Linked DNA regions of Homo sapiens: region 1 is linked to region 2. The links are chromatin loops, found by intact Hi-C in ENCODE. Cell type or tissue: Caco-2. All regions are shown on one strand. Links, peaks and the distances in the headings refer to the core of each region. The heading gives the core; the rest is flanking DNA. Region 1 has its middle 180 kb from the start of ATP5MC3. Region 2 overlaps LOC107985962 (a long non-coding RNA gene).

What was found. A loop is a pair of places that touch in the nucleus more often than their neighbours do. Peaks named below come from ENCODE experiments on the same cell type or tissue, not always from the same donor. Only the 100,000 strongest peaks of a DNase experiment are listed, where the experiment ranks them.
Region 1: a loop joins it to region 2, with 5 times the contacts of the local background. A loop is called at or near these places in 2 of 110 quality-filtered maps.

What each region holds. Positions count from the first base shown.
Region 1 is chr2:175,361,159-175,370,943 of GRCh38, reverse strand. No RefSeq gene overlaps it. Among named protein-coding and RNA genes, the nearest start is that of ATP5MC3, 180 kb to the right of the region's middle. In Caco-2, for the core only: a CTCF peak has its summit at 4,000; a DNase peak (open chromatin) is centred at 4,026.
Region 2 is chr2:175,625,187-175,634,971 of GRCh38, reverse strand. LOC107985962 (a long non-coding RNA gene) reads left to right here. Exons shown (of 4, transcript XR_007087312.1): 4 at 1,459-9,785. Among named protein-coding and RNA genes, the nearest start is that of LNPK, 370 kb to the left of the region's middle. In Caco-2, for the core only: no CTCF peak of the experiment used is centred there; a DNase peak (open chromatin) is centred at 3,931.

The sequences.
Region 1 (9,785 bases), core at 819-8,818, 260 kb after region 2:
GGGTTAGCGCTGAGATAGCACTTGGCTATTGATTTTACAATACACAGGTATTATGATTTATGGAGTGCTGGTGTCACTCTAACAAGCTGAAGGACACACAATATCATCTCCAGCATCATTAAAATTCAGAAGCCTCCAGAACTAACTCATCAACCATTGTGCATTGTCACAGACTACGGAGCCAGGCCCCAGCTTCAAAACGTCCGAAGCTTTGAGACAGTCACCTCCCTGCTTGCTTGGCAATCAGAAGTATAGACCGGCCCCTCAAAATGCTTTCAGTGCCTTCAATTAATAATCAGAGGCTATTTTCACCCTGAGTTGTCAAATATTTTGTTATTTAATTTTGCCTTTTAACATCCAGAAGTATTTTGTGCATATCTACTACACATCTGTTTAAAAAAGAAAGACTATACACCAAGGCAGTATATAATTCAGGCAAGGATCTAACTAAACCATGCCAAAAAAAAAAAAAAAAAGATTTTTTTTTTACACATAAAAAGCTGGCAGAAGTAGCTGTGGTAATCCATCAATAGATATTCAATGAGCACCAATTAGGTTCAAGTCATAGTAATAAGAGTTAATCATTATTAAGCATTTACTATATTCCAGAATTGTTCTGTCCTTTTATTTTATTAATACAGTTAATCCTCACAAAAACCTTTGAAATGAAAAGTAGTTTTTTATCTCCTTCTTACTGATAAAAATACAGAGACACAGAGAAGTTAAGTGTATAGCTGCCAGGCAGAATAGCCAATATTTCAAAGTGAGGCAGTTTGACTTCCAGGTGTTGTCTTGGGCCAATTCCTAAATGTAACAATCATTTCTATTAACAAAAGCTGCATCTTTTCAACTAACTTCAATATCGGTCAGTCTGCAATTTGAGGATGTTTCCAGTTAAATCGAATTTTAAAAATTGACCATTAGTTTTGTTGAAAAACTTTCCCATACAGTGTTATTGAAACACCCTTCAGTTATTTTCTGAGTTACGTAATCACAATGAGTATATTCTTTCAGAGCACCCATTTTCTGTGCCTTTAATCATTTTTGATACTTTCATTTATTTGTATCTTTCTACTTTGCATAAAATGATAGATAAATCAAAGACATAGTACTTTTTTCTTTTTTTCTTTTAACATCATTTCCCACTCCCAAACTCAAACTAAGCCCTATACTGAATTTTTTACAAGCATCTGTGGTATTTACAATCAATGTTGTCATAAACAAATTAAATTACAAACTTCTAACTTAGCTTTATGTATGTATTTTTCCATGACAATGTTTACCAAAGAGTGGAAATAGGCAAGTGATGTGTCTATATTGTATCTGAAGCTAAAGAATTTGGGGACTGGTGTAGCTGAAGAGTCTTCTTTCAAACCTCTCTCACCCGTAGGTTCTGGGGCCACAGAATATGGCCCTTGGAACAGTGTTATAATTTTATTATTGATTCGTGTTCAACTTTATAACGTCAGATAATTTCCTGTTTCATGTGCATAGTGAATCATTTTCTAAATTTCATTTGAGATTTCTTTTCCCATGCACTTCACACACATTATATCCCTATTAAAGATTGTTCCAATTCTTACTAGCCATTTTTACAACTTGAAAGGTTATTAGATTTCAAATTCTGCTTGTCATTTCCTCCCACTGTCCTGGTGTCTTTCATCATCTAAGTGCCCAAGAATATCATAGATGTTACAGATGGATAGCTGGCATCTATTTGCCTAGCCAATACTGAGTTAGGAAAATCTTCTCCTTTGTTATCTATCCACCCAAGCAGCTTTCCTCTGCTTCTCAATGTAACTTGCCAGTACCAAGGGGTCTCCATGGTTCTGATTATCTTTGGATCATGCTGGCCCTTTAACTCAAAGTGCACTTCCCTCCACTCTCCACCTATAAAATCACAATTCATTATTAGTGGTAGGAATCAACTGTTATCCCTTCCTGGAAACCTTCTGTGATTCCTTAAGTCAGAATTAATCACTCTACCCTCATTTGTTTCCCTGTGTTAGCAACTTAATTTTGACTGAATCAAAAGCCTCGCTGATAGGAAGTTGTATATGAAATCAGAGTTTTGCTCACGTGCAGTTTCGTTGTATTTACTCAACTATTCCCTGGGAGTTTAGAATCTTCCACAGTATTCATCTCTGATACTTTAGTCTTGTTTTCATGTCTTGCAAGTATTGTTTTCTGACCTTCAGCCCTTTTGGTATTCATTTAGTCAAATTTGTTGCTCGGTAGCTTTTATCTGTCTCACATAAACCATGAAATAGAATTTCTTGTGTCCATCGTGGTATTTCCTTTTAAAATATGCACCTCTTCTGAACTCCTTTGTCCCATGGGATATGCCTAAATGTGACTTCAGCCTCACTTTGATCCACAAGATCCTTAAGAGCTGGTGGAGACCTCAGCTATAAGCTTAATACAATCTCTCATCTTATGGATAAGAAACTAATCTGGGGAAGACAGAAGGGACTAACTCCAAGTCATCCTGCTAGTTAGGGTGACATAGATGGATTACCATCAGTGTCCTGTTTCTAAACCTGAGAAGAGCAAATTAACTACACCTAAATGCGGAAAAATAAAATCAACCATAATGGTGCTGGTCATGTGGAGTTTACTGAATAAGCCTTTACACAGCCATGGGCTCTCTCCCAGTGGGGTCATCTTGACAATCCTCCTAAGCTTCCTGACTTTGATTTCTAAAAATTAATACATATTCTATATTTGCCTGGGTTTCTTTCTATCCTCTCACAACCCTGACCTCTAAATTTATCTCACCTTCACCAACGCAGTCTCCATCCTCTGTAGCTTCCCCTATCCTCCTTTCTCAGGCAGAACAAGCCAACACATCTTACAAAGCTTCCACAGTTTCTGTACATAACTTCTCATTCCATGAACAGCCTCCAACTCTTCACACATGGAATGCTCTTCTCTCCAGCATAGCTCATCACAATCCTAAACTTCACAACGCATCTCAAAAGCCAACTCATTTTTCTGACCACATTCAACCTCCTCTCTTAGAATTAGTTGTTTAATTGGCTTCCTTTCACAGTACCTTGTTTTTGCCTCAGTGCTAACTCTTAGCCCAATCTGTTTTCTATTAGAATTTCTTTTTTATTTATCATTTACTAGACTGCACTCTCTGAAGAGAGCTATTTTCCTTTAGGCACTGAGTGACTTCACGAAGCATGGCCTAAATAAATGTTTGTTGAATAAATAAATGAATGATGAGAAAGGCATTTTGAATATCTGTTGCCTATTCTACACAAATAGATCTACCTAAAACTCCAGAAATGTCCTGTTAGTCAAGGCTTTTAAAATGTAATTTTTTTCTAGAATGGATGGCATAAAGGAATTCCATGATGCATAAAAACAAAGAATGTTATGACATGCTTTATATATTGTGAATCAGTATTGGTATTTCTAAATGTGACCTAAACTTTATATTCAATTATGATCAATTGTAATTTCTCTTTTTGGAGGGTAATTGCTCTTACCTTCTTTATCTGAGATGGCAGGGGGAGACAGTTTCAATACCTACAGTCTCACAAAAAATAAATAACTTCATAAAAACTACCATGAAGCAGCTTCATGGTTGATATTTAGAGTTTCAGCCCATTCCCAAAAGATTCCAATGAGGACAGAAAAAAATCATTCATTCCTCTAGCTGTTTCATCCAAACAAAGACACATATTTAAATATCAGGAAATACCACTGTAGCTGCCTGGATATTCTTTTTTCTCTTTGGGGCACAGTCAGATCAGGCAGATCATGTCCACACCATTAGGTCAAGGGTGTTCTCACACCAAACCTAGATGTGTCTTTGCTTCTCCTCATCACTTGTAACTTGTGACGTCACCCTTTCACTCCTTGAATAAATCCAGTATCAGCCCCAGCCCATATAAATCTGTTCTGCCCCTTTGCTTCTGTCTTCATGTACAGCATACTGTAAATAATCATAATGGAGTGGTGTAAATAGTTCTGTGGTACACTGGAGACCCCTATTGGTGAGACTCAGACAGTGAATTCGAAGCCCGACATCCTAGCGAACAGAACTGGATCCGCGTCTGCTGGGCTCCTTGGGGTTCCAGTAGAGCAGAAAGCGATGCCTTTAGCAATTTTTGCACATTGATTAATCAGTTTATGAAAGCAAATGTGTGTGTGTATTTACTGTACTTTGTGTTTGTATATGACATCACCAAATAAGAAGGCAGCACAAATGACAAAAAAAAAAAGTATGTGACCTCCTGTAATTTTAGGGCCATTCATTTTCAGTAGACAACACACAATAGGGATACATGCAGCATTGCTGTTATATAAATACATATTGATCAAAATATGGCAAAGCATTCACACAGTTCAAAACTCTGAGCGTTAGATAGTAAAACATATACTCCACATGTCCACTTTTAAAAACAATATCCTATGCTTTTCAAGATTTCTAAGATAGAGTTTAACACATAACTAGGTTTTTCAGGGCTCTTAAAAGGTACCTTGCTTAAACTAAGAGTTACTGGTTTAGAACCTCTGAATGTTTAAAATTCTGATTTCAAATTATAAAGGAAAAATTAATTTATAATAAAGAATTGACTACCTCTTAAACACCTCAGCACATTTTTCAATGTGCATATTGAAATTAGTCTGACAGCTTAAAAGATGAAAGAGCTACAGTTTATATTGTAAGTATAATGTAAAAGGTAGTAGAGAATGCCAAATGTACCATAAATCATTCATTTCAGGTGGTAGGATTGTCTGAGAATGTTATTTTGAATGTTGCCCAGTGTTTTTCCTCTTTATTTTCCACAGCTACCTTAAAAATAAATTTTGAAAAGACTAATGGCCGCGTGAATGAGCTATTTCAAATAGTTGCTTTAAAAACACTAAGAATTTCTACCCTGGCCACACGTTCTAAAGAAGCAAAACTCATCACTTACCAGATGAAAAATGCCTTTGTGCCTAGTCTTGAAATGTCCATATCCCTTAATTGGCATATTCATATAATATAAAAATAATTTAATAACATTAGACAAAAATAATGCTAATGGAAAAAAACCTAGAAAATAATTACAGACACAGTCAGTTCTTGATCACCTTTGTTACTGGTTTTGGTAATATTTTTATACTTGTTTTCTTCTCCATTTCTTTCAAACTAAATTGCTATTTCTTCTGCCTTCCTCCTACTTTCTCCCCGATACACACACAAACACACACACACACACACACACACACACAATCTCCTCCTCAAAATGCAATCTTTGCCTTGACTTTAGCTGAAGCTCCAAGCATAGGAGAGGTCCTGAGTGTAGAGCATAAAAATCTGATACCAGTGAGCTCAACATAAAATACAAAGTCCTGTTCACACACTATGATTATTTGATGATCATTTATTTCTTTGCTGCCCATACCAGCCTATCCTACATGCATGTGTAATTTATTTGTGTTGACTTCCTAATCTTATTTGAAATGGAGAAAATATTTTTATTCTGCTACATGCAACTGCTTCTAACTGCAAAGCTCAGACTTAATCCCTCAGGCTGAAGACTGAGAGGGGAGATGATTGGGAAAAGAATGTGGACTGTGGTCCTGTGAGATCTGAGCTCTCCCTTTAGGAAACACATTCATCTCCTTCTCTCTAAAGGTCCCAAGTGAATGTGGCCTAATAGAACCAGCACAGAAGCAGTGCATTTTTGGTGTAGAGTTCTGAGTGTGTGACTGGGGTGGGGGTGAGAGGATGGAATTTTAAAAAGGTCAGAAAGCTACAGGGCCTAGTGATGTAGACATCAGAGAAGGGAAACCCCTAAATTCTAATCCCAGCATCGTTGCCTCTGTCACCACCTTCCCTGGAGGGTTTTTTTTAAAGGTAGTTTTCTTGGAACATATGCACTGTCTTTACTGCTAGAGTTAATAACTGAATGATGATTTTTAAATACAGAGTGCTCGAGGCTACATTCTGTGATAACTTCCTGGGCCATCCAGCAATGCCCAACAAAGTACACTTCTGGAATGCACACTTGGAGCGAGATAATGATCCTACAAATAACAGACTTAATAACATTTCTACCACACTCTCTTGGCTCTTGACAACTGTTTTATCCAGCTCAGAGAGGTGCAGGATGAGTGCCCTGTACAGGCAGTATTTCTGCAAACTTTAATGATAAAAGGAAATAGTATTATAAGGAATAAAACCACTTTGTTCAGAGGAAAGAACAAAGGGCAAAAGTCAGAAAGTTCAAAGAACAAAATGATCCAAGCTCTGCCATAAGTGGATTTTATAACCTCTTTCTTTATTTTGTTTCTCCTCATCTATCGAGTGGGCATTATAATTCCTCCCCTGACTGTGTTATACATGAAAATCAAGGGAGATGATATATATAAAAGTGCTTTGAAAGGCTACAAGCCTCATCTCCATGTGTGGGATTATGATTATCCTTACTACTGTCAAAAAATGCCAATGCCGCTCAGTGCTATTAGCAAAATCCAATTCCTTTTGTTTGAATTTTGCCTATAGAAAGCAATAAAGTGGAATAAATATCCATTAGTCAGTAGTCAACATATATTGGAACAGCTGAAACACCAAATCTTTTTAGTCTGAAAGTAGAATGCTAAACTAATGTTATCTCAGGAGTTGTCGGGGGAACGAGGGGGAGGCATTGCTGAGTAGAGGTGGGGGGTAGATTGGGGAGACGCAGCTGCAATAGGGCAAAAAAAGCCTCTTTCTCCTCCCAAGAAAACGTCTCCACTAAATTCCATTCAATCTAATTACGCATAAGAGAAAAGTCAGGAAGAAGGGTCAGCTTGAACGGAGGCCTGTTATTGGTCAGCATTAAGATAATATTGATAGAAAACATAATGCAATACATTTTCCTCTGCCACACGTTTCTGAATAATAGCAATTTGCCCACTAGCTAACCACCTCAGCATAAACACTAGAATGCTCCTGCTGAGTCTCCGAAAGCCTACTTGTCTGCAAGTGCACAATATACAAGGAACATCACCATAAAGCTCTGTGCCACCGTTCAATGCAAACAGTCCTCAGGTCCTGCTGTGAGTTGGCACACCCCACTGGACAGCTGGAGACTGGAGAGGAGAAGCTGCTGCCAATAACACGTGACAAGGGATTTTCGAGCAATTTTCTGGAAACCAACAGTCCTGTGCTTTATTATTTCACAGGCAGATATTGCTATGAGCTACATAGAGATACATTATGGTGCAGTGTACTGTCTATTTATACCTGATATGATATACAATAAAACACTCCAACGCTTTCCCAATCCCATTTGTGAGCTCAAGCAAGGAAAAATAGGGAGACAATTTGCCACAGCCTTATGTTATGCCTAATATAATTTTGGAAATCAGCTATTGCCCCAAACAACATTTTATTACATGCATCAAAAAGATTTAACTTGCCAAGGGTCACATAAGTGTACTCAGAATGTGCTTCAAAGCTGAGAGATACTAGAGATAGACGGTTTATTGTACATCTCATTCCTTCCCCTGCCCCCAAGATCGCTTGCAATGAAAAGCAACCAGAGATCATTAAAAAAAGATTGCTCATTTTATGTAGCTTGAATATATAAAATGGTAGTTATCTAAATTCCAGTGGCAAGAATGTTTGGAAGACAATGCCAAGAGATAAATGGAAGTGAGTTAAATCGGGAAGACAGGCTCTGTAGCAATTAGTCTAATGTAATATCATTTTTAATGTAAAGAAGCTACATTTTCTAATTTTCACTAAAAGCTCTAGGTGCTGAATGGGTTACAATATATGCATGCGATAAAAAACAGGTACACTCATCTTATAAAGTAGCCTATTAACCAGACTGCTAGTGCTGCAAAATCCAGTACACAGTAAACAATACTTTTCCTGTTAGAATAATGATGCATAGTTTACTCTTTTATACCATGCAGCACTTGGGGACCACATCCATTTACCAAAATAATACCAAATTAGTACTGTAAATATTGAAATCAGACCTTTCAGGCTAACCAGTGGCCTAATTTTCTCTTCAATCTGCTCTTCATCTCAATTCATCAATAACACTACCTTATTATCAGACTTTGACAGCAAGCTAAGGCTTTTGATAAATTATACATCTCAAGCCAGATTTAAAATTTGAAGCTCAAGTGCTAATTATCTGTACAGGCCTAGTTAATAACGAGATTTCTTGTTAAGTATCTGATCACAGCATGGGCATCATTTGTCAAGATCCTCAAGTCTACCTTAGAGACTGGCTCTTCGAATCCTCCCTTGCCTACCATATGTAAAATTGGGATCTTTGTTTCTTTAATAACCTTTTATTAGGAAGCTGACATAATGATTAAGTTCACCGTAGACACACACAATGAATTAGACAATTACCCTTGCTGCTTTAAACCACTCAGACTCCTAGCAAGACAAAATAATTAATATTGAATTTTAATTTGATGTGTTCCACATTTAAACCCCAATTTGCAAAGTACACCTGGAAAGCTGCTGCTGCTACCTTGCAGTTTGTGCTGATGAAATAAAGGCTCCTGCAGTTTGAATGTGAAAGCACAGAAGGCACGATGCACCACGATCACTTCTCAGTGGAGCACAGAATTTTCTAGCATTAATGGGAAAGGTAATTACCTAGGTCTAACTTTATAGCCTTTTCTCTAATGAAACTATAATCTCCCAGGCCTACACACTTTAAGCATTTGCATGATTTTAATGATTTCAGTGCCATAACTGTTGGTATACCCCGTCATTTTGAAAGGAAATGTCTTAAACACAAAGTCGTTAATTATCTTTCCAGGCTATTCTTATTGGCACAAAGTAAAGCTGAGTCAAAGAGAAGCGCCATTACAAAAACAACCAAGGACAGCATTTTTCACACGGCCCCCCAAAACCAGGCCACAAGTACATAAATCCATTTCTTCATGTTCATCATTCCCCAAACTTAACCTACACCACACAGCCATAAGACACACAGGCGAAGTCCTTTTGACTTTGCTCCCACACAGAATGGGTATAACATGATAAGACCATGAAATATTGCCACTCTCTAACCAAATTTCCTTTCAGAAAATCATTAACCCTCCTGGCTGGGGGCAGTTCAGTCTCATGGGAGGGGCTGGGAACTACTGCAATTTTTCTTTCATGAAAAGGTTGGAGTTTGGGAGAGGAAAGGTGACTTCCTTCTGTACTGTGTCACATAGTGCCAGGATTGAGATGCCAGACTAAACTGAATTATCTGTTTTAAGACCAATTAAGGCAACTCATGTTATTACAGGAAAGGAATAAAGATTCACAATCCATTTATTATGAACTCTAAAAGCTCTTATTCATCCAGATCGAGCAGCTTACATGCTCCTGAGCAGGGTAGCTAAGTCCAGAAACAACGGATTCTCCTCTCTCCTTGGGCTTTCCTCTTATCTCCCTTCTTTCCCAAAGGTTTGATGCCTTCAGGGCTCCTCCCCTACTTGAATGGCAGCCAGAGGAGGATCTAATACTGCAGAGGTGTGTTGCTGGATAGAGGGGTACCAAGGAGACATTTTAAAATTACAGCAACCAGGGGCAGGAAACGGTTCCTACTCCCTCTCAGCCAATGACATAATGTATCCAAAGACCTTCATGCTTTGTTCTGCCATCCATGCCAAATAGCAGGCACTTTTTCCTGAGCACATTTCTCCCATGAGATCTGTGCAATACCCAGACAACTATAAGATCATGAGGAAATGATTCCTGAGCTTGAATTTTGTTCTTTGCTAAGTTAGAGATGAAGAGCAGATTTATTGATAGCTTACAATATAAACTTAACAAT
Region 2 (9,785 bases), core at 867-8,866:
CCCCTCTCAGGGAGAGAAGTGAAAGACAGACACTTGCATTGCAGTTTGAGTTTCATCTCGTTGTGTCTTAGGCAGGCTTCTGGGACCCTCTAATCTTTCATTTTCCCCTCTTGTGCTATGGTTCCTTTCCTTTACATGGCAAAAAGGCATTAGAAGATTTAGGTGATGAAGGTGAATTCCTTCTTTACTCATGAAAGGTAGTGCAGGCTCAGGTTCTGGAGTCAGTTCACATTCAAATCCCTCTTCTGCTACTTACAATGCCTCAGTTTTCTCATCAGCAACGTGGGGATGATAATAATTTTCTTGTCATGTAGGGTTTTTGTAGGGATAAAATATTAATATATATATAAAGGATTTAGTACTGTGTCTGGTACAGAGTAATTGCTAAAGAAATGCTATAATATTGTTGTAGGTATTTTTATCCTTCAAATATCAGCACAAAGGCTGCCTCCTCTCTGAGCTTTCTTGGTTCTCCCAGGCAGTTTTGTACTTTGTGCATAATTCTGGTAGAGCCATTTGTTTTGTTTTATTTTTGTACCAATTTTTAAAATTATTATCAGTTTGTTCCTATGTATGTTTCCTCAAAGACTGTAAACCCCTTGAGGTAGGAGATAGAGGATGGTGCTTTATTTGTATATCCCTAACACCAGAACAGTGCCTGGCATCCAGTGTTTATGGATAAATGAATAATTACATGGATGAATGAATGAATGCATGTTTCACTTGTTGTTTCCCAACGTCCGGTCTCTCCTTCTTTCTTTAGTATTTCAAAGTTTAGCAGAGCATGTGGCTGTCCAGCTAATAATCACATTTTCCAGCCTCCCTTTAAGCTAGTTGTGTCCATCTGTGGAAGTTCTGGCCAATGGGAAATGTGTAGTGTTCCACTTATGGATTATTCCCTTAAGAGAAAGAGGCATATCCTCCATTTTCCATTTTCCTGCCATCTCTGGATGGAATTGGTTGAGATGGTGAGATCTGGAGCAGCCAACTCAGACTGTGAGACAGATGGCACTGGTTAAGGGTGGCACGTGTTGAGGATGGCAGAGCAAGATTTAACAATCCCTGGGTTCCTAACGATGTAGAGCTGTGGAACCAGCCCTGGGCTGCTTGCATTCAGACTTTTATGTAAAAGAGAAATTTCTCTCTTGTTTGGAGCACTGTGTTGCTTTGGTTGTTTGTATTGGGCAGGGTGGCTGGTGAGTCTTTGTTTCAGTAGCTGAGCCATCTCCTAATACACCGTCCACAGAGCTACATTTACTTAAGCCCTGACCTTTGATAGATAATTTTCTACTGTAGATACTATTGATAAAAATAAATGTGAATTAGATTACACCGCTGGTTAGAATTGAGCAAGTTTGTGGATGAAATACAGAAACAAAGGCTTTAGTTTAGCTATTTAAAAAATCATTTTTAAATGATTTTAATAAAGTCACTCTGTTATTATCACTCTATTCCCAGGTGCCTGATGGTTACTCCAACTGGTGATGAGGGAAGAGGAATAAAAGGTTAGACACACCCTGTTACAGGACTGAGGGCGGGGAGCAGTGCCTATCCTAGGAAGTGTTTCTATTCAAATCTCGTTTAGGTGGGCAGGAAGGACAAGGTTTTGCCAGGCAACTGCCCTCATCTCAGCAAAACAAGCTTCCTCCCTACCCCATTCTCCTGTTGGCTAGCACAGTGCTTGTCCTGAAAAACAGGGTCCACAGAAAAAGAGTAGCAGCCCCTTTTGATCTCTGCTTTTTATTTGTAACAAACTGCTTTTTGACCTTCTAAGCAAGAGCTACCACACAGAGAGCTGTTTGAGTCTCTGGATCAGGAATTCAGGCTTGATGTGTGGGTTATAAGTTTTCTGATGTCAACAAAAATTTACCTAGAGATTTACCAAGATGCTGTTCCAGAGATTTTCATTGTAAAGGAAAATTATTGTGGAGAAAATTAAAAGGTATAGCAACAGCCTGATGTTCACTTCTTGGAAAGTATAGAAAATAGTGATGAAACATGAGTATATAGGTATATAGATACAGTTTTGAAACTTTGTTAAAGTATAGCATACACACAGGAAAGTGTCTAGACCATAAGTATACACTCTGATGAATTTTCACAAGCCAAAAACATCCATGTTACAACTTAAGAATGAAGAATTATGAAAATTCAAGCATCTTGTGTTATTCCTCTTAAATATTTTCGTTTAAAATTGAGCTGAAATATTTAAGAATCTAAAAAACATGACAACCTCCTATTTCCAACTTACAAATGTAAAATTGTAGAAGCACTGAAGAAATGCTTGTTATTAATAAGAAATGTTATTATTTCAGCATTTTTACCATGTAGCTCCAGATGTTAAAACTGTATGTTGCACATTCTTGATGTTTATACAACTGTCACATAGATCATGATAATTTAGAGCAATTTGTCTCAGCCTCCTCTGTGCAGTCTCCTGGTCGGTTCCACATATGCTCTATTTCTCCTTAGTGCTTCTCTGGCACTTCAGGCAGAAGTAACTTAACCTCTCAAGGCCTCGGTTGTCACAGCTGTAGATGGGGCACAATAACTGTACACACAGGATTGTGCATATGAAATTATAAAATGTATATAAAGAGGTGTACGTGACATTTGCATGTAGGAATACGTTAATGAATGTTGTTTGTTATTAGTACATTATGAATGCCAATATCAGTTAATGCCATTGCTTCTGGGTTTGGGGAAGCAACAGAAATAGCCACATAATTGTACTGACTATGTAATGTTCTTTTTCAGGACAGCCTAGGCCTGAAGTGAGGTTGCCAAAGTTATGTTCTTTATAGATGGAATATGTTTCCTCTAGTGAGAGGCAGTTTACATGTAGGCTTGTGGTTATTAATGTTTTTAACTGATGAATTATGTTGGAATTGGTGTATCTCTGCAAAGAATATTTCCAAATGGTCTTAAAGGAATGTCATGTAGCATTTATTACAGTCATTGCAATAGGGACACCTCCCACCTGCTTTAATTTAGTGACATTACTTCTGGTTAAAAGCCTTAGGTAAGGCCACACACAGTGGCCAGTGATTTGGATAATTAGAAGGAATGGCAGAGGCCTGTCTCTTTACAAGGAAGTTAGCAGTGACATGCAATTAAAGCAAACCTTTGGGGGAAGCCAGGTACCTCTAAGGATTATAGTAGATTGGGTCAAATCAAACAATATTTATAGAATTCTCTCCTTTCACAAAGAATTTCTGCTTGCTTATTTTTAATAAATTATTTCAGAGATAATGATGTTATTTTACATAAGTAGAGCAAGAAGAAAAGTATAACTTAAGCTTTATTTTCTCATAATTTTTTGTACTACACAGGCCAGCTGCAAACAGTTCACCTGATGAAGCATCTGAACCTTACATTATCATGTATGTATTGGTGTGGTGTTTTCTGCTTTAAAAGGTGCTTTCACATCCATTACCTAGTACAATCCCCACAACTGTAAGAGGCAAGGGAAGGAGTTATTATGATGTCCTCTTCAAACAAATAAATGGAAGCTGAGCTCTGATAAGGCATTTGTCATAGTCCTTTTATGGTTGAGGCAAGACTAAAAGTTGAGTTTTATGACTCATGGTGTAATGCTCTTTCCAACATATGGAACTGTTTTCTCAAACATAAATGTATGTTCTTACTTTCTGTGCTTTCCAAGAGTACAGTTTTCTTTCTCTCCCTGAGATGCTGGGGTGGTCATGAGTGCCTTGGAGAATAAGCTGAAAGCCCTAGACTTTGTCTTCAGAGAAAAAATGGACATACTCACACAGGTAAAAATTGACATTCACCTTCAGGCCGTCTCCTAAAATCTGCCTGGGTAATAGAATAGGGTGTCTGGTAAAATACTAGCCTGGGCTTGACTCCAGCCGGGTGGGGGCACCTGGCGTTCTCAGTAAAGAAGACAAAAGCAGGAGCCAGCATACCATTAATGTTTACTTAGCCCTTACTCAACACTAGGTGCTGCACTGCACACGTCATGTTGGTTCAAACCCCACAACAACTCTTGAAGCTGAGTGTTATTATTGGATTCATTTTATGGATGAGGACACTAAGAACATCTCACCTGAATTCGAAGCCAGATGTCCACTTTCCCCCACTCTGCTACACAGCCTCCCAAAGTGATAACTACGTGTCAGTGCTGAGTTGTTTCTCTGGTCGCTGGCCCATGCCTGTGTGCGGTGGTGTGGCTGGGAAGGTGGAAAGGGTTTTTTTTTTTTTTTTTTTTTTGAAGCTTTTAGCAGTAAGGTTCCTTGGGGAAATTGTGTTCTTGGGGGTGCCAGGTTAGAACTGTTAACGACCGTAGAAATGTGAAGTGTGAAAAGTGTTCAGATACAGGGACAGAAAAGAACAGGGCAGCATCCAATGGGTGGTCCATTTCTCCTGGGACATGTGTTGGATGTTCAGCTGTCATATTAATGTTTATGTATACCATGCTACATGTTCTCGCTGACTTGGCAAATGATTCACAAAGTTACTGAAATGAATGAAGTAAACTTCTCATGGGTAGACCTGGGGCTGGGGAAAAGGAAAAGGGAAGTGCCTACATTTGGGGTTTCCTGAACCGTAAATAATGATCGTGTTGCCATTCCCAGCAATATGCTTCTGTCATTAATTAAGTTTTATGGAAAGCTATGGCGTTCATGACTTTGGCCTCTTCCCGCTCTTGATCTATGTGGTGTTATGTGGTGTAGACAGCAGTGCTCATAGGTGGGATTTGTCTGACAGGGGGATTTGAATTAGTCTGATGTAAAGTGCCTGCTAATATATGGCATGCCACTGCACTGGGTGAGTAGGAAGGGAGAAAGCAATGATGATGTTCCCCCCTGTTGCCGCTGATTATTTTTCCAGCACCTATACAAGGAATCAGAATCCTGTTTTTTGTTAGGCTTAATTTTAAGGTCAGATTTTTTTCTGGTGTCGTTGAGAGAGTTGGGCTGCCACTCAGATTCAGCAGCGTGGTGCTGTGTACTTGAGAGAAGGGTCCATAAGGTTGGGAGTAGCGGGAGATACTGGCCCCTCCGCACTCATCAGGCTCAAACATGTTCAAGACCCCAGCAAAAGAAGTCTGAGTGGAGCTTTTTGAGGTGGCCTACACCAGTGTTAACAATGCTGCCAAAAAATTATCTCTCACCATTGACCTAAAGCCCTCCTGCTAGGTTTTCAGAGCAGTGGTTTTTAAAATATTAGCGTACATCAGATCACCCGAAAGGCTTGTTATAGCACAAATTGCTGGTCCCCCTGCTCAGAGTTTCTGATTTCATAGGTCTACGGTGGTACCTGAGAATCTGCATTTGTAACAAGGTCCCAGGTGATGCTGATGGTGCTGTTTCAGGAGCCAAACTTTGAAAACTACTGCCTTAAACTGACTATAAGGGCAGCAGTTAATAATATGGGTTTGGGAGTTAGACAGCTCTGAATTCAAATCCTGTTCTGCCACTGTGAAATTCTAGAAAAGCTGCCAAGCCCAGGCTTCCTCACCTGTAGAAAGGGAATTACAAACGTTTTGTTTGTTCTGTTTTGGTTTGGTTTCGTGAGGACTGAATGAGATAATCTATGTGAAGTGCTTAGCACAGTGCCAGGCACATGGAGGTGACATTACAGATGTGAGCTCATGCTATTGATATATTCTGCCTCTTAGAGCAAGGCCTCAAGTAATGTGGCCCGCATGTTAGGGCAAAGACACCAAGCTTAAGGAATCTCTTTAAAGTTAAGAAGTCAGAGAAAATGTAGGAGAGAAGAATCAGTAAAACGAAGACCATGGGACTTCTATTCCTTAAGGCTTTCTGATGTCTTGGGAAATAGAAAAGAAAACAAGCAAAGGTATCTATTTTGTAATAAGCAGTGAGAAAGTCACTCTCCACCAAGAGATGCCTTAGGAAGATGGGATTGAAATGGGAATCCTGAACTGACCATTGGGGCTATTAGCATTTCACATGTAAATTCCAATAAAGTGTCAGATATGCAGAGGTTAGTGGACTTTTTTTCTAAATGGGCTTTATAAGTAAAAGGATAAAGGTTACACAAACCAGGGAGAGCAGCATACAACAGAGGGATGCAGCATTTTGTACAAGTGTGTTAGTCGGGATTCTCCAGAGAAACAGAGCCAAAGAAGATAGATATTTATCTATGTAAATACATAGATAATATATTTTTGGCCCATGTCTTATGCAATTATGGAGGCTGAGAAGTCCCACGATCTGTAAGCTGGAGACCCAGGAAGTCTGAAGGTGTCTTTTGAAGTCCTGAGAGCTGGAGAGCTGGAGACTGGTGTAGATTCCAGTCTCAGTCTCAGAGCCTGAGGACCAGGAGTGCTGAAGGCAGAAGATTGACATTCAGCTCAAGGAGTCAGAAAGCAAATTTAACTTTCCTCTGCCTTTTTGTTCTATTCACTCACTCAACAGATTGGATGAGTCATGACTACAATGGGGAGGGCAATTTGCTTTCCTCAGTCTACCAATTCAATCTGATCTCTTCCAGAAACACCCTTCCAGGCATACCCAGAAATAAGTTTAACCAGCTATCTGGGCATCCTTTGGCCCAGTCAAGTTAACACATAAAATTAACCATCACAACATGAGACATATATTTACAAAGATACTGTGTGCTGGGGCCAGTTATGAAGCAAGTAATGTTTATCATCCTGGAGCCAACCCACAACTGTCTTCATCTTATTTCTGGATTTTGATGGGCTCTTTGCTCAGTGGAGTGAATTGTAACTTTCTATCTCCTCAAGCTCTACCCCACTGGCAAAATAATTACCGAGAAAATATTTACAAAAATTAATTGCTAGCTAGTGTAAATTATATCTTAAACTATGACTACTCCCTAGGATAGTATTTTCCAAACTGTGTTTCCAGGGACTATGAATAGGTAATGGGTAGAACAGGCATTCTTGATGAAACACACAAATGTTCTTGTCAAGAACACCCAAGGATCTCAGAAGTCCTGAAGTTTTTTTAAAAACTCTGCTTAATTTTGATTAACTCAGTGGTGATTGTCCCTTTTTAAAAATTGTATCTGTATTTTAAAATTTTTTCTATAATGAGTTAGTATTACTTTTAAAAGAAAATATGGATCAGATTTTACTAGAATGAAAAAGAATATAATTTAGGCCACCAAATGTAGCTTCTAGCTTTCTTTAGTCTCCACCCTATTCTTCCTTTACTTCTGTGGGGGAACCAAGGACAGCATGATGTCAGATTCTAAAATAACAAATGCTTCATAAAATTTCCTTTTTGAAAAGATAACTGAATTAGGATAGTTTGTATAACCATTGAATGATTCAGATGCTTGCCCTTTTGGGAATCCCCTTCATCCAAGTTAAAGGAATGAAGCAACAAGCCATCTGTGCAATTAACTGCTCAACCTAATTACTCTAAAGAAGTGAGTCAGTCAAATCCTGGGACATTCAAAACTTCCAGTGGACAGGGGTGCCACAGAATCTGGGAACCACATTCAACTTTTCTAAGCTTGAGCTTAGACAGCTGGTCAGAGATGTTATGGCTACATTTGTAGGCAACAACTCAAGGAACTGGCTTTTCCTGAGAAAGGAGATTTTCTCCCCAGATTGCTTTCAGAACAAACCGTAAAGGGATAACCCCACATTCTTTGAAAATCTTTATTCCTGAGAAGTGTTTAAAAATTTTCAAGTGGGGCATGGTGTGATCTATAGGCTATTCTTCGCGAGGAGGGACCGTTTGGTGTGTCTGAAATCTTGAGGATAATCAAGGACCCAACACTCTTAGGTGAAATGCCTTTGGAGAGAAACTGAAGTCTGCTACAATTAGATTAGAAAGAAACACGTTTGACATTCTAGAAAGCAAATTTAGGCTGTTGAATCCAACAGTGTGGGACAATGTTTCCAATTGGCAATGAATAGGCTAAATGATTCTTGTCTCTCTTTGGTGGAAGTGAAATAGAATACTAATTGAGCAAGTATCACTCAGATAAGCAAAGTAAATTGGACTTCAGTCTCTAGTGGGTTTTGAGGTTATGACCACACTTTGAGCTCCTGGAGGGGTGCCACTCCAGGTAACAATAGGCCATTTGGGCTTTCCTGAACGGGGACCTTCAGGCAGAATAAATTCAAACTTAAGAAAAGTCGGGCAGAGGAGATACTGTGCTGACCTGCCCAGAACACTGACGATTTAATGACAAGAACTGGCAAGTGTAATTTTGGTTAAAATGTAATTTCTTACTGGAAAAAAATGGTTTTTGTCTTAAACAATTTGGAAATTTAATGAAAAATTCAATATTCTTCATTCTTAAGTAGTCTGCCCTTCAGTATAAAACGGCCAAATATCCCCTACCAAAAAGAAGAACAAGGAGATAGAGGAAAATGAGAGCTGGGCAAGGACCACACTGTCACGAATGGTACACTGAGCACCACTGCAGTGCCCATCCCATGCACCTGGCCAACAGCAATGGTGGAACCTAGTACCCAGCAAAGTGCATGCTGAGCTTTCTTCTGCCTCATGGTACCAGAAGCAAGTTTCAGTGACGCGTGTTCCCTCTCATTCCTTGGGACAAATTGTCCTAGTGAGAGAAAGCTCTAATACTCATGCACAAGACATTCCATGACAGTAACGATAACACTTACTCACATTTACATTTATATGTCTGGTCTTTTCTCTATCTGTTTCTCAGAAAGAAAACTCAAATACCGGACTGTCTGGTTTAAAACCAGACACATGGCAACCCTATTTACTAAAACTTTACTGCTGGGCACTGTGCTATTTGCTTTCACATATATTGTGTCTTATTCAATCCTTGTAATGGTTCTGTGAGTAAAGTAGGATTCCTATTTTACAGATGAGGAAGCTAAAGCTCAGAGAGGTTAAGTAGTGTGCTTACAGTCACCCAGATAGTTATTGGATATGGTACTGTGACCCTAGAATGTTTGACCTTACATTTCTTTATTTTTCTTTGATATTTGATGCATTGAAATGATTCAAGAGTTCTTGAAATCTGTCATCAAGTTTTTCCTTGGTTGAAGTTTGGATATGGAACACTTCAAAACATAATAGCACCCTTGGGATCTCAGAAAGTATGTTGTCTATGAAGTATTAGGAAAAGATTCGAAGAGTGGCATCAATAATCAACTGTTAATAAATTTGAAAGAGCCACATTTTGCAAAAAAACAAAAAGAAATTCCACCAACAAGACCATGAAAGGCTGAAAGAATTACAGGCTTTGACAATGAATGGTATCCCCATGCCTTGGTCAGGAGCCATCTCAGAGTCTCATCTTAGTAAGTTGCAAAATCTGCCCAATTGCTGTCACCTATTGGCTACTGGATACCTAGTTTGATTAGATTTTCAGGCTCTTTATTGTTTCCTTTTAAAACTTTCAAATGATTTTGTGCAATGAATGGAACCAGATGGAAATACACTGATACCTCTTTCATCTTCCTAAGCAAATGCCCAGGGAAATCATGTGACAGTTTTCCAATTGCAGATTTTTCCAATGGTGTGAATCTTTTAGGCCAGGATTCCTGGAGGTGTGAACCGATTTTTTCCCAAGAGACTTTTCACTGTCCCTTGCACTGACAAATTGGAGCTTCCTGTGAAGGTAGCATTTCACAACAAAACTTCAAGAACTATCAGCTGTATTACTGATACAAACTTGACTAATTCGTCTCTGTTTCAATCTTGGGCAATAAAAAGTACTTCTGAAATAATGTTGTCTTAAAAAGTGTCTTTATTCATTTTAGAGTTGACTTATGGTTGCATATATAGCCATTTCTACTTTCAATTTAGCCAGAGGCATTTTTTCTTGAA